2 separate regions of the Homo sapiens genome follow, and region 1 is linked to region 2. A link is a contact called in ENCODE Hi-C or POLR2A ChIA-PET data. All regions are on one chromosome and are shown on one strand. The core of a region is the stretch at or near the end of the contact, and the rest is flanking DNA. Distances in the headings are between cores, read along the strand shown.

Region 1 (5,873 bases), core at 2,770-5,269, 46 kb after region 2:
GAGAGACCTGAGCTAGCACACTCAGCCCCCACACCATGGGATGCCCTGTACTTACTCAGGACTCTGTAAAGAGTTTCCTCCATCAGGAAGGCCCTCATCAGATGTGGCCCCTCAACCTTGGGCTTCTCAGCCTGCATAACTGTAATAAATAAATTTCTTTCCTTTTTTAATTACTCAGTCTCCAGTATGTTCTTATATGCAAAATGAACTAAGACAGGCCCTCAGTGGATTAGATGATGACCGCCACATTGATGAGGGCAATCTCCTCTACTCAGTCTATTGATTCATATACTAATCTATTCTGGCAGCACCCTCACAGACACATCTAGAAATGTCTTACCAGCCATCTGGGCCTCCCTTAGCCCAGTCAAGTTCACACATAAAATGAACCGTCACAGGCACTGGCTTCTTACTTACACTCTGGTCCCTGACCCCTAGTCTTGCTAACCTCTTTTTCCCTTCTCATCTTCAGCCAACTCCCCCAGTCTCTGTCCAGATTTCTATCTCCTCACTCTAGTCACTGACTCTGTTTCTACCTCTTTAGTCCATCTGTGCTTGGCATAATGCCTAGTAACACCTTTTGCCACCTTCTAATGACAATTCTCCCTTGAATCTCCAACTTTGCCCTCTGATTTGACCTTGAAGGTCCTGGCTCCCTTCCTGCCTGAATTCTTCTCCCTATGCCCGGTCTCCCAAACTAAGACAATAACTCTGCTGTTATGTGTTTTTTATAAATGTAGATCAAAGATTGGAGAGAGAGTGTGTGATTTTTAACCAGTCCATGTGAACCACCAGGGTCTCATTTTCAAGTTACAAAAAAGTAAAATTAATCAATTAAAAGAAGGGTCGGGGTGGTTTGTAATATTTTGCCAGCCACAACTGCCAGGATTTTGTTTAGCTTCCAAAGCATCTCGACACATAGCACACAAAGGGAACCTATACCTCAAGGTAGCCGAAACTTAAAGTCACAGTAAAAACTCAGTAATTCTAAATCGATTCCAAATTAGTAAACAATAGAATCTAGTGCAAAATGCATGAGACTGGGTGCCTGGCAAATAACCGGGGCCCAAAAAATTTGCTAATTGATGGAGTGAGAGTCCTAATAGATTATTTTTAGCTCAAGCTTTTTTTATATTTATGCACCATATGGCTCTGAATAAGGGACTTAAGTTCCCTGGGGCCTCCGTTTCTTCATTATAGAATGTTGGCTCTGCGGTTCCTTCCAGATCTAAAATTCTATTCTTTGCACCATCAATGAGATAGAAGTTTCCCTCAGTTCTCTGCTCAAATGTCTCCTTGTTAGAGAGACATTTCTTGGTAATTCTGTATTAACTAGGGTGTGTCTCTTCCCTGTCCCTCTCTATACTCTTACTTTTATTTTTTCTTCATGGTACTATTATATATGTATTCATCGTTTGTCTATTGTTTGTCTCCTGCCACTAGAGTTTAAGTGTCTTGAGAGTGGAGATGTTATCTGGTGTGTTCAAGGTTTTATTGCCAGCACCTAGAACAACGCTGGGCACGATAGGATCACAATGCACAGTCAATGAATTAATGCAGGATTTAAATAAATCATAAAGAATATCAATTTGAGGCTGGGTGCGGTGGCTCACGCCTGTAATCCCAACACTTTGGGAGGCCAAGGCGGGCAGACACGAAGTCAGGAGTTCGAGACCAGCCTGACCAATATAGTGAAACCCCGTCTCTACTAAAAATACAAAAATTAGCTGGGTGTAGTGGTGCACACCTGTAATCCCAGCTACTCAGGAGGCTGAGGCAGGAGAATCACTTGAACCCAGGAGGTAGAGGTTGCAGTGAGCAGAGATCGCGCCACTGCACTCTAGCCTGGCGACAGAGAGAGACTCCATCTCAAAAAATACATATATAAATTTAAGAGGAATATGTACTCCATTTAAGAAAGCAAACTTTTTGAGTACTCTTAGCTCTGTTTCAGAAGTATTCATTTGCTTCTAAAAGAATGTAATTAACTGCAAACTACTCCTGTCCTTTCTAAAACTATCTCCCCTGAAACAGTCTCCCAGGCAATGCTTTCCAATCCTAGTCCTAATTATTTTTCACCTTGAAGGTAATCCATCTGCACATACTTATAGTTATTAAAATTTAGTTTTGGCCAGGTGCGGTGGCTCATGCCAGTAATCTCAGCACTTTAGGAGGCTGATGCACGCAGATCACTAGAGGTCAGGAGTTTGAGACCAGCCTGGCCAACATGGTGAAACCCTGTCTCTACTAAAAATACAAAAAATTAGCTGGGCGTGGTGGCACACACTTGTAGTCCCAGCTACTTAGGAGGCTGAAACAGGAGAATCTCTTGAACCCAGGAAGCAGAGATTGCAGTGAGCCAAGATCACACCATTGCACTCCAGCCTGGGCGACAGAGTGAGACTCTGTCTCCAAAAAAAAAAGAAGAAGAAGAAGAATTAGTTTTATTTGTTCAGGCTGGCTTTCCCTAATTACAATAACCCAATCCCACAGGTTTGGTAGTAGATGGTTTATCATCATATGTCATGCTTCTACTCCATTTGAGGACATGTTTTAGAACACATTATTAAGTGTTCTGTTTCTGTATTGAGATTTCCTGAGTTTGAATCTTGGCTTTGCTACTTCTTAGCTGTGTGATTTGGGACAAGACACTGAGCCTCTCTGGGTCTCCAGTTCATCATTGGTAAAATGGGCACAATAATGATCCTGGTTTTTCGCCATTTGCCCTTGCTATTCTCTATCCTGCTCTGTGTCCCAGGAGGCTGACTCTCAGTCCTCAGCCCCGGGGATCCCTAGGAATGGAACACACAGACCCTGGGCAAGAGATCCAAGGGCAGTAGGAAAGGGGGTGAGAACATTCATCTTCCACTCCCTTCCTCCTTACAGGATTTTGGCAGTGTCTGTCTTCCTTTACCCATGGCCACAGCACCGAAAAAGTAGCCTCTCTGCCATGGCTAAAGATATCATCAGGTTCTGGTGACTCCGCCCTCTCCCTTTGCTCTTTTGGGCCTGGGATGCTAACAGTTTCCTGTTCTTGCTGGTTCCAGATGCATTCGTATTCCTTGAAGATTCCCTTACTACTGTGTACACTTCTGAAAGCAGTCCCTTATTAAAATCCCTCCAGTTAATTCTTTGTTGTGCTGTCTGCCTTCTTCCAAATCCGAACCAAAGCAGCATAAATACACTGCCAGACACTAAGGGAATGAATACATGCACAGCAATTAGAACATTGCCTGACACATTGTAACTTCTCAACTCATGTTAAGCATTATCTACATAAGTCAATGAGGAAAAAATGTACAAGACAGCATATGTCAGCTTATGTGAAAATACATTGTTCAGAATTGACATACCTTCTGTCTAGTAGAAAAAGCCCTACATTTGGGCTTGGCAAAAACAGGCATTATATGCAGTCTTTTGTGCATCGTTTTGAGCAAGTTAAAAAATTTCACTGAGACACATATGGTTGCTGTGAGAATGACAGATGATGTATATGACAATGGTAGACACAATGTCCATTTAACAGCAGGCATTCATATATGTTAATCAAATGAGCAGGGCAGGGGGGTGCTTGGCCAGCTGCAGGGTATCCAAATCCAACCATGCTTAGCAGGGGTCCCCTACTTGGTTTAAGGCTTTGCAGGCACTGTCTCTAAATTCCTAATAATTTTTGAGGAAAGGGGTTTTGCATTTTAATTTTGTATTGGACTCCACAATGATGTAGCTAGTCTGGGAAGAAGGGTTCGCTTTATTTTTCAATTCAGTGATGTTACTCTGTAATTGACTATTTATTTTTGCATCAAACATGGATTCATCACCATCTATCTGAAAGAAAATGAGACTCTTAAAAGATGGCATCTGTGTTAAGACTGTATTAATTAATGAATAAATATCTGCCAAGAAGCTGGTATGTGTTAGGAACTGTGCCAATACTTCTTTGAACCTAAAATGTCCTGCTTTGCAGTTCCAGGCTGAGCTGATCCACATGTGACAGGATTGGAATTGACCTCGCTGTGAACCTTTCAGTCAGATCTGTGGTATCTGAGTCTTGAGAAAAAAAAAGAAAAGAAAAAAGTTTCTTATTTCATCACAGCACTGTGACTCAGATTTGGACAGTGAATCATATAAACTCAATTAGAAGAACAGGCAGTTAAATCCTCCAATTAGAGGATTTTAAAATCTGGGAACACCATAACAAACTTGGAATGACTTAGGGGATGATGCACCACTATTCCAGGATCCCAAGTCTACATAATTAAAATGCACAGAAGCAGCCAAAATGATTACCTCCTCAGGGTAGTAATTGACACCCAGTAGGTGTGCTCTGACCTTGACGGAGGATGGAGTAAAAACAGAACAAACAAATTTGAACCTTTAAGGAAATAATGACTCTGCCAGCAGCAGGGAAGACAGAACCACTTCCAACGCATCCTGTTGGTAGCCTAATAATGTGTGCACCCCGTAGAAATTTATCTAGGTCATTCAACAAGAAGGGATACATCCCGAATGAACAGGCAGCAAGGGCATCAATCCACACATGCTTATTTCTCAAGTGAGGCAGGAAGGGCTCTTTCCTTCTGAGGGTCTTAAATGTTTAGCTGGAATCTAAAGGGGGTAAATGGAGCAGAATCTAGGAGCATAGCTTCTGTGGCAGGGGACAGGCTTTCCTTTGCTAAAGTGAACCACTAAGTGAGAGCATTTCTCTCTTGCTTACATATTCTCACACACACACAAACACACACACACACACACACCCCCAAACCCAATACATCCACCTTTACAACACTAGTTAATACCATCTCTAAGATCATAGTAAAGATATAGACTCTATAGAGAATTAGGGCAGATATGGAGGGCAGGGAGGGGAGAGTTGACAGAGAAGGTAGCTCTTGATTTATATAAATAGTTCTAAAGTACAGAGGCTGGTATTTGTCTTTATTATTTATAAGTTTGCCAGGTTATTTTCCCATTGGGCTGTGGACTACTCAAGGTCAATGCTTAGTACAGAATTGGTCTCAGTATGGGTTTAGGCTGGAAGAAAGAATGAAGGAAATGCAGTGACTTTTCAAAGTCCTATAAGCAGGGCTGAAACTAGTCTATAACATCTTTTCCCCTTCAGATTGCCTTTGATGTTCTAATGCAACTGAATACAAATGTTGAAGGAGAGGAAATGGATGCAGAGTGTGATATGTTCTGTGCTCCAAACCCCCTAGGTAGCCAGAGGATGTGTCTAAGCAAGCTCATGCTATTGCTTACCTTAAACAGCTATAGGGAGCAAATACTGTGAGGAAAAAGAACCCTGACCCAGATACAAATCACGGAGCATTAGTCTTGGGAAACCCCAGAGACAGACAGGGTGGGGAGCTCTCATGGACCAAAGATCAATGGTGAGTCAAAGAGGCAGCCTCATCAACATGGCAATGGCCAACAGATGTTTATTGCCAGGACTATCAGACTCTGGTTGTGGGTTTCTGTGATGTACAGTGGGAGATGGGTGTGACTACTGCTTTGTATGTTAATGAACCATCTGATAATAGAGAGTGCAGTAAATATTTGTTGAGTGAGTGTCATTGAGTGGGCAGGTCTACAAGGATCTACATGTTTATTATTAAAAATAATAATTTGGCACTATAAGTCAATGCTTGTCATAAAGACTGGAGTACCGCGCCCTGGGTCAGAGGCCACAGATTCGAAGTCTACTTTGCCAGAGGGAAACAGTCCTTGTCCTTGTCACCTGAGTATTCTTTATTCACTTCATCCTTATAACTTCTTATCCCTTGTAAGAGAGAAGGTAGCATCACAAAGTCACAGTTCATTTTACCCAAAAAGCATAGAGAAGGAAGAAGGACCTGCCATTATCTCCACATCTCTTC
Region 2 (6,332 bases), core at 2,402-4,901:
CACCATCAAGCTGGCATATATGAGGAAAGAGCCACAGAATACCTTTAAAAGGATTGAATAAACCCTCCTGAATGGTTTCTAGTCAGTTGCAAGTGGCGAACCCAACTCCACGCAACTGAAAGAGCAAGTTACTGTCTCACACAACCAGGAAGGACAGGGAAGTGACTGGGGAAGACTACAGCCTGGGCCCCAAGGTCTCCTGGGCTTTTTCCACCACTCTCTCTGCTGCCAGCATCATTCTTTTCTACCCACATGACACAGAGCATGACCCCAGACCACTGCTAACAACTTTAGGCACCAAGAGACAAAAACAAGCTTTTTTTTCAGCAGCCCCAGCCAGGAAAATCCCTGGGGAGGCTTCAGCTTGGCCCAGCCAAGTCACACACCCACAACTGTGGTCTACAGAAGGGGTGGGGGCTACTGGACCAAGCAATCACCATTGCTACTGGACATCCAAGGAACCCATAGTATATCACCTACTGCATGTTCTGTGCACTTTAGATTCCAGGGACCAGTACACTGTTCCCTCTGGAGAGGAGGGGAAAAAATATTTTTTCTCTGCCTATCTTAGGTCCTCCGGATGGGGCCCTATAAATTAGGTTCACAAGAGACAGATCAACAAGAAAAAAACAAACAGAAGTTTACTAACACGTGGATCATGTCTCCACAAGGGCACACCCAGTGACAAGCAACCCAAAGTGGTGGTGAAAACTTGGACTTATACAATATATCATCTTAAGGCTAAACAAGGCAAAAAGGAATTGGAACCTTGGGGCCGGGAAGGCAAGTTATGAGAAGGTAACCAGCAAAAGTATGGTAAACAAGAATCGTTTAGTAAGGTTGGTTGTGCAGATTGAAGTCAGTGCCATCTCTGATGATAAGAGTTAAGAGTCCTGCTCATCCTGGTAGGTGACACCTTTTAATATAAAAATCTCCTTTATAAATGTAATTTTTATTTATTTATTTATTATTTTTTTGAGACGGAGTTTCGCTCTTGTTGCCAGGCTGGAGTGCAATGGAGCCATCTCGGCTCACTGCAAGCTCTGCCTCCTGGGTACAAGCAATTCTCCTGCCTCAGCCTCCCGACTAGCTGGGATTACCGGCACCTGCCACTATGCCCAGCTAATTTTGTATTTTTAGTAGAAACAGGGTTTCGCCATGTTGGTCAGGCTGATCTCAAACTCCTGACCTCAGGAGATTCACCTGCCTTGGCCTCCCAAAGTGCTGGGATTACAGGCATGAGCCACCGCGCCCAGACGTAATTTCTTTTCTTTTTACAAAAAAAAAAAAAACTTGTACTCCATTTTTAAAGAGCTTTTTACCATGCGTGGTGGCTTACGTCTGTAATCCTGCACTTTGGGAGGCTGAGGCAGGTGGATCACCTGAGATCAGGAGTTTGAGAACAGCCTGGCCAACATGGTGAAACCCCATCTCTACAAAAGAATGAGCAAGGTGTGGTGGCAGGCCCCTATAATCCCATTTACTTGGGAGGCTGAGGCAGGAGAATCGCTTGAACCCGGGGAGTGGAGGTTGCAGTGAACCAAGATCATCCTACTTCGCTCCAGCCTGGGAGAAAGAACAAAACTCCATCTCAAAAAAAAAAAAAAAAAAAAAAATTGGAGCTTTTCCTAGGTCTGCTCATTCTCCATGGTTTTTAGTTCAAAATAATCTATCTGCCAAAGATCCAAAGATGCGTATTTAGGGGTAGCACATTTTGGTTCCCTTCACCACACTAGGATTCATACTTGGAACCACTGATCCTCCCTTGTGGAAGTAATTACGGTCACACTTTTTTCCTTTCTTAGAAATATGCAGGAAATGATTTAGGCCATTTGGACCACCCATGAAAGCCATCTGCATATGGGAGGAGTAGAGATGTCCACACAGGTGCTGATAGCATGACTTAGAAACACAGAGCACAGAACCTGACCAAAAGAACTCCTAACTGGAAGCTGCACTCTCCTTCCTTGTCATGGATGAGGAGGGGTAGCTTTATCATAATTCTGTAGCCAAATCAAGGAAGTGCCTCCCAAACAGCATGTGGTTAAGAACACATACTCTGAAGCCTAGGTTCAGATCCTTCAGATCCCAGCTCTGGCCCTTACACACTGCGTGACCTTGAGCAAGTTCCTTAACATCTCTGCATTTCCATTTTCTCATCTGTAAAAGGTAGACTTTTCTCATTTTTTTTTTTGTAAAAATTATAGGAGTTGATTCCACATACCACCCTTAAACAAGTGTCTGGCACACTATGTAAATATTTGTTGTCTTATTATTGATGTTGTTATAATTCTGAAGAATGTGGACTTTGGAGTGGGATGGCCATTGTTCATACTGCAGCTCTGCGTCTTACTAAATGCAGCCTTGGGCAAGTTACTTAAGCCATCTGCTGCCTCAGTTTCCCCGTCTCTAAAATAGGAGTAATAATAGTTCTTTCCTTGTGGCATTGCTGTGAGAACTGACTGAGATCATACATGTAAGGTGCTAAGTAGTATGGTGCCTGGCACGTAGTGAACACTCTGCAAATGTTTGCCATTGTTATCCTGTGTTTAAATATATTCAGCCCTGTCAACACATGCAGTTGTTAATACTTATTACATGCTCTCAATTGCTGGGGCTATGCTGGGGAATACAGGAGAAATTAGGGCTGGAAGTGACCTAGGAGACCTTGTCCAACTTTGTTACTTGTTGGATTTTATTTTATTTTATTTTATTTTATTTATTTTTGAGACAGAGTCTCACTCTGTCACCCAGGCTGGAATGCAGTGGTACGATCTCAGCTCACTGCAACCTCCCGCCTCCAGGGTTCAAGCGATTCTCCTGTCTCAGCCTCTGAAGTAGCTGGGACTACAGTTGTGCACCACCACACCTGGCTAATTTTTGTATTTTTTTAGTAGAGACAGGATTTTGCCATGTTGGTCAGGCTGGTCTCGAACTCCTGACCTCAGGTGAAAACGCCCGCCTCGGCTTCCCAAAGTGCTGGGATTACAGGTGTGAGCCACCGCTTCCGGCCGCGCCCGGCCACTTGTTGGATTTTAACTCCGAGCTCTGAGCATCCACATCTTCATCAGCCGAAAGGGACTTGACCCGTCGGCTGGCTCCCAGGAGCAGCATCAGTGGCAGCAACTCAAACACGAAAACACTGGTTAAGAGGGTGGTTCATGTTATACCTCAAAAGTGTCTGGGTTTGCAGACAGCAAGCAACCAATTACTTGAAAAAATCTGGGAGGAGGCAGATCAGTTAGTATCTGCATAGTGAGGGAAAAGCACACTGCAAGAAAACGTCAAATCCATATGGGATTGGAGACGCATCACCATTAGGCAAGCTGGTCTCAATGTAAAACAGTTTTGCTGGATGAGATTTAGTGGGTGTACTGGTGAGCCAAAGAAGGCTTGTGTTTTTCACTTCCCTGCTTTTTTTACTCCAACTTCTGTTGTTAGTTAGCATACGGTGTCTCAGATGTCTGAATGAAGTGTAAATTGCATTTGTGATATCTACAGCTAGAAATGATCTATTTAGGAAGGAGGGAAAAAAAACTGACACAAAATAGGATAGAGACCTGGTGCCTTTAAAAGGAATTGCCTTCAAGGTCCTGCAAAACAAGCTCTGACATTCAGGTGCCTTGCCAACCATGATCCCAAGCTGCTGTTCCACTTCCACACTTGGCAAAAGCCAGAATGAACAAAGGCAGCAACCCAACTGTCTTCATTCTTCAGTGGTTCCAACAGATGACATCATCTGTGACTGCGTTCCCCTTTTCTAATTATGGAAATCAGACTTAGGAAATCAAAATCAGTCAGAATTGGCTACTTATCCAAACTCCTCTCTCCTATCTATAAACGTACACAACCAGCTCTCTTAAAAATTATTTTATTTTTAAAGAGTGTGCAGTGCTGGAGTGGTGTAAGAGAGCAAAACAATAAAATATCCAGAAACAAAAATCCAGAATGGCATATGCTTTCCTGTGTGACCCTTTTGGGCCTGAATAGTGGCTCTTGTAAAAAGCTTCAAGTTTCCACCAGGTGTCCTGAATTTTCAGTCTCATTGGATTTTTTTCTTAATGTGGAAATTATTGTTTTTCATCTTACAAGAGAATACACTTAAAAACCAGTCCTCAGTACCCTTTTTGGAGATTGAGAAAACAGAGCCAGTGTGGCTTAAACAATTCCCTTCTCCCCAAAATGGAGGCCGGTGAAGACCATGTGACAGTGGGTGTCTTCAGCCTGACACGTGATATCCTACTCCCAGTGACAGCATCCATGAAACAGAATGGCATGGAGAGCATCAGCACCCTGCATAAAGGACAGCATCCCTCTTCATCAGCAGTGTCTAACCATTCATTCACCCAGGAAAAACTTACTGCACACCTACCTTCTCCTCAGAACTAGAAAACGATGATGAATCAGACCTGGTTCCTCCACTGTAGTGAACAGAAAGGCCCATCTGTCTCCCGCCTCCTAGAATAGACACTAGGCTTCCAGCGGCTTGACTGTCATTGTTACTGTCTATGGTAAGCATTTGTCATTCATTTTTGGCAGCTCAGCATCTGAGCCATTCTTCAATATTATGGGCAGCCCCTTTTGATGTCTTGGTGGGAAGCATGAGCCACTTCCAGTGACAGACTCTTGCTTTTTTAGCCTCCTTTGCAACTTGAATTAAGACACCTACAAGATGCCTAACCAGAGCATCTGTACTGGAGAGTGACTCAGGAGCTTCAGGGTCCACTGGCATCTACCCTACTGCAATGGAGGCAGAGGTGATGGTGACCTCCAGAGACAGTCACAGCAAGGTGGTGCAAGCAGCGGAGTCTTCTTAGGAATGGTTCTGCTGTGATATGGGAGGTTTATCCTGGCCACATGGGCTCCAGTCCTAGCTCTCTGGAGCTCCTGGAAATTTAGTTAATGACCTAATATTTTAATACACTTCTTACTGCTTAAATTGGCCAGGCTTGGTTTCAGCGGCTTGTGCTAAGATCTCTGACAAATACATCCCCTCAGACCCAAGTCTACAGCAGATATCTCTCAGCACCTAAGTATAAGAGATAGTAATGTGGTAGTGTGGGCGGCAGAGAGATTTGGGCAGAACGATGCAGAAAGCAAACCTTTATCTTTCTGCAAAATGTGTCAGAAGCTGACTCTACAAAATGGAAAGCTCTATTTGGCCTCAGACTTTCCATGTGACAATGCAGACATATGGCATTGGCCATAATACAAACATAGCATCCTTCAAGTTGCATATATTTAAATTAATCAAACTGCATTTTGTAATTCCTGTTGGTCCAGTAATCCTATTTCTAGGAACCTATTCCAAATAAATGAGCTATTGTTTCATTTCAAGAATATTTGTATTAGTCAAGGTTCTCCAGAGAAACAAAACTAATAGGATATAAACAGATATGTAGAAAGAGATTTATTGTGAGGAATTGCCTCATTCAATGATGGAGGCTTATAAATTCCATGATCTACCATCTGCAAGCTGGAGGCTTGGGAAAGCTGGTGGGATGGTGCCTCATGCCTGTAATCTTAGCACTTTGGGAGGCCGAGGCAGGTGGATTGCTTGAGCCCAGGAGTTCAAGACCAGCCTGGGCAACATGGCGAAACCCTATCTCTACTAAAAATACAAAAACTGAGATGGGAGGACCACCTGAGCCTGGAAAGGTTGAGGCTGTAATGAGTCGTGATAGTGCCACTGCACTCCAGCCTGGATGACAGAGTGAGCCTCCCGTCTCAAAAACAAACAAACAAACAAAATAGAAAATATAAAAAATACATTTTGGTTTCAAAATATGAATTTTGGGGAACAGAAACACCCAAACCATGGCAACATCGAAGCTTCATTAGTAATTCTTAAAGATTAGTGGCAATGTGAAGCCTGAAACCACATCAATGAACATTTATCCTCTGTTATAATAAAACCCATTGGTCTACATGGACTTTGAGTGGCTCTTTTACCTGCATAATTTTGTAACACAATGCACTGGTCATTTGGAAAATTTTGATCTTCAAAATGTTGGCACATTTTATTAATCAATATTTTAAAAATCACGTTTGTTAATATTATCATGGAGTTCATCCAAAAAAGGCTTTAATTATTTGTAAGCTGTCAAGCTCACAGTAGTGGATACAAGTTTCCCAAAATTCTTGTTTTTGCTGGAAAGCCCCAATTTTATTTTTGGCAACAAATACCGTCAGCTGGTTTTCCTGAAGTAATGGACACGGTTCATTTCTGAAAAAAAAATATTAGCCGAATATGCAAGTCTGAATAACCATTGTTTGTCCATCAGTTGTTCTTTCAGATAAAAATGCCGTTCTATGAAAAAAGGAGCAGTTCA

The links. A loop is a pair of places that touch in the nucleus more often than their neighbours do. ChIA-PET counts read pairs that join two places held with the same protein, here RNA polymerase II (POLR2A). Pooled maps may share reads with other maps.
Region 1: a loop to region 2 is called in a map of aorta, with 2.0 times the contacts of the local background. The contact joins two enhancer-like sites. A Hi-C loop is called at or near these places in 4 of 168 maps with a recorded cell type or tissue (Calu3, PC-9, aorta and 1 more) and 5 of 50 pooled maps. POLR2A ChIA-PET finds 5 or more read pairs at or near these places in 5 of 52 experiments (AG04449, AG04450, H1 and 2 more).

The regions. Positions count from the first base shown.
Region 1 is chr5:34,594,277-34,600,149 of GRCh38, forward strand. No RefSeq gene overlaps it. Among named protein-coding and RNA genes, the nearest start is that of RAI14-DT, 59 kb to the right of the region's middle. Within about 2 kb of position 4,020, at least 5 of the 41 ENCODE cell types and tissues checked have a DNase peak (open chromatin) inside an H3K27ac peak, as active enhancers do.
Region 2 is chr5:34,548,640-34,554,971 of GRCh38, forward strand. No RefSeq gene overlaps it. Among named protein-coding and RNA genes, the nearest start is that of RAI14-DT, 100 kb to the right of the region's middle. Within about 2 kb of position 3,652, at least 5 of the 41 ENCODE cell types and tissues checked have a DNase peak (open chromatin) inside an H3K27ac peak, as active enhancers do.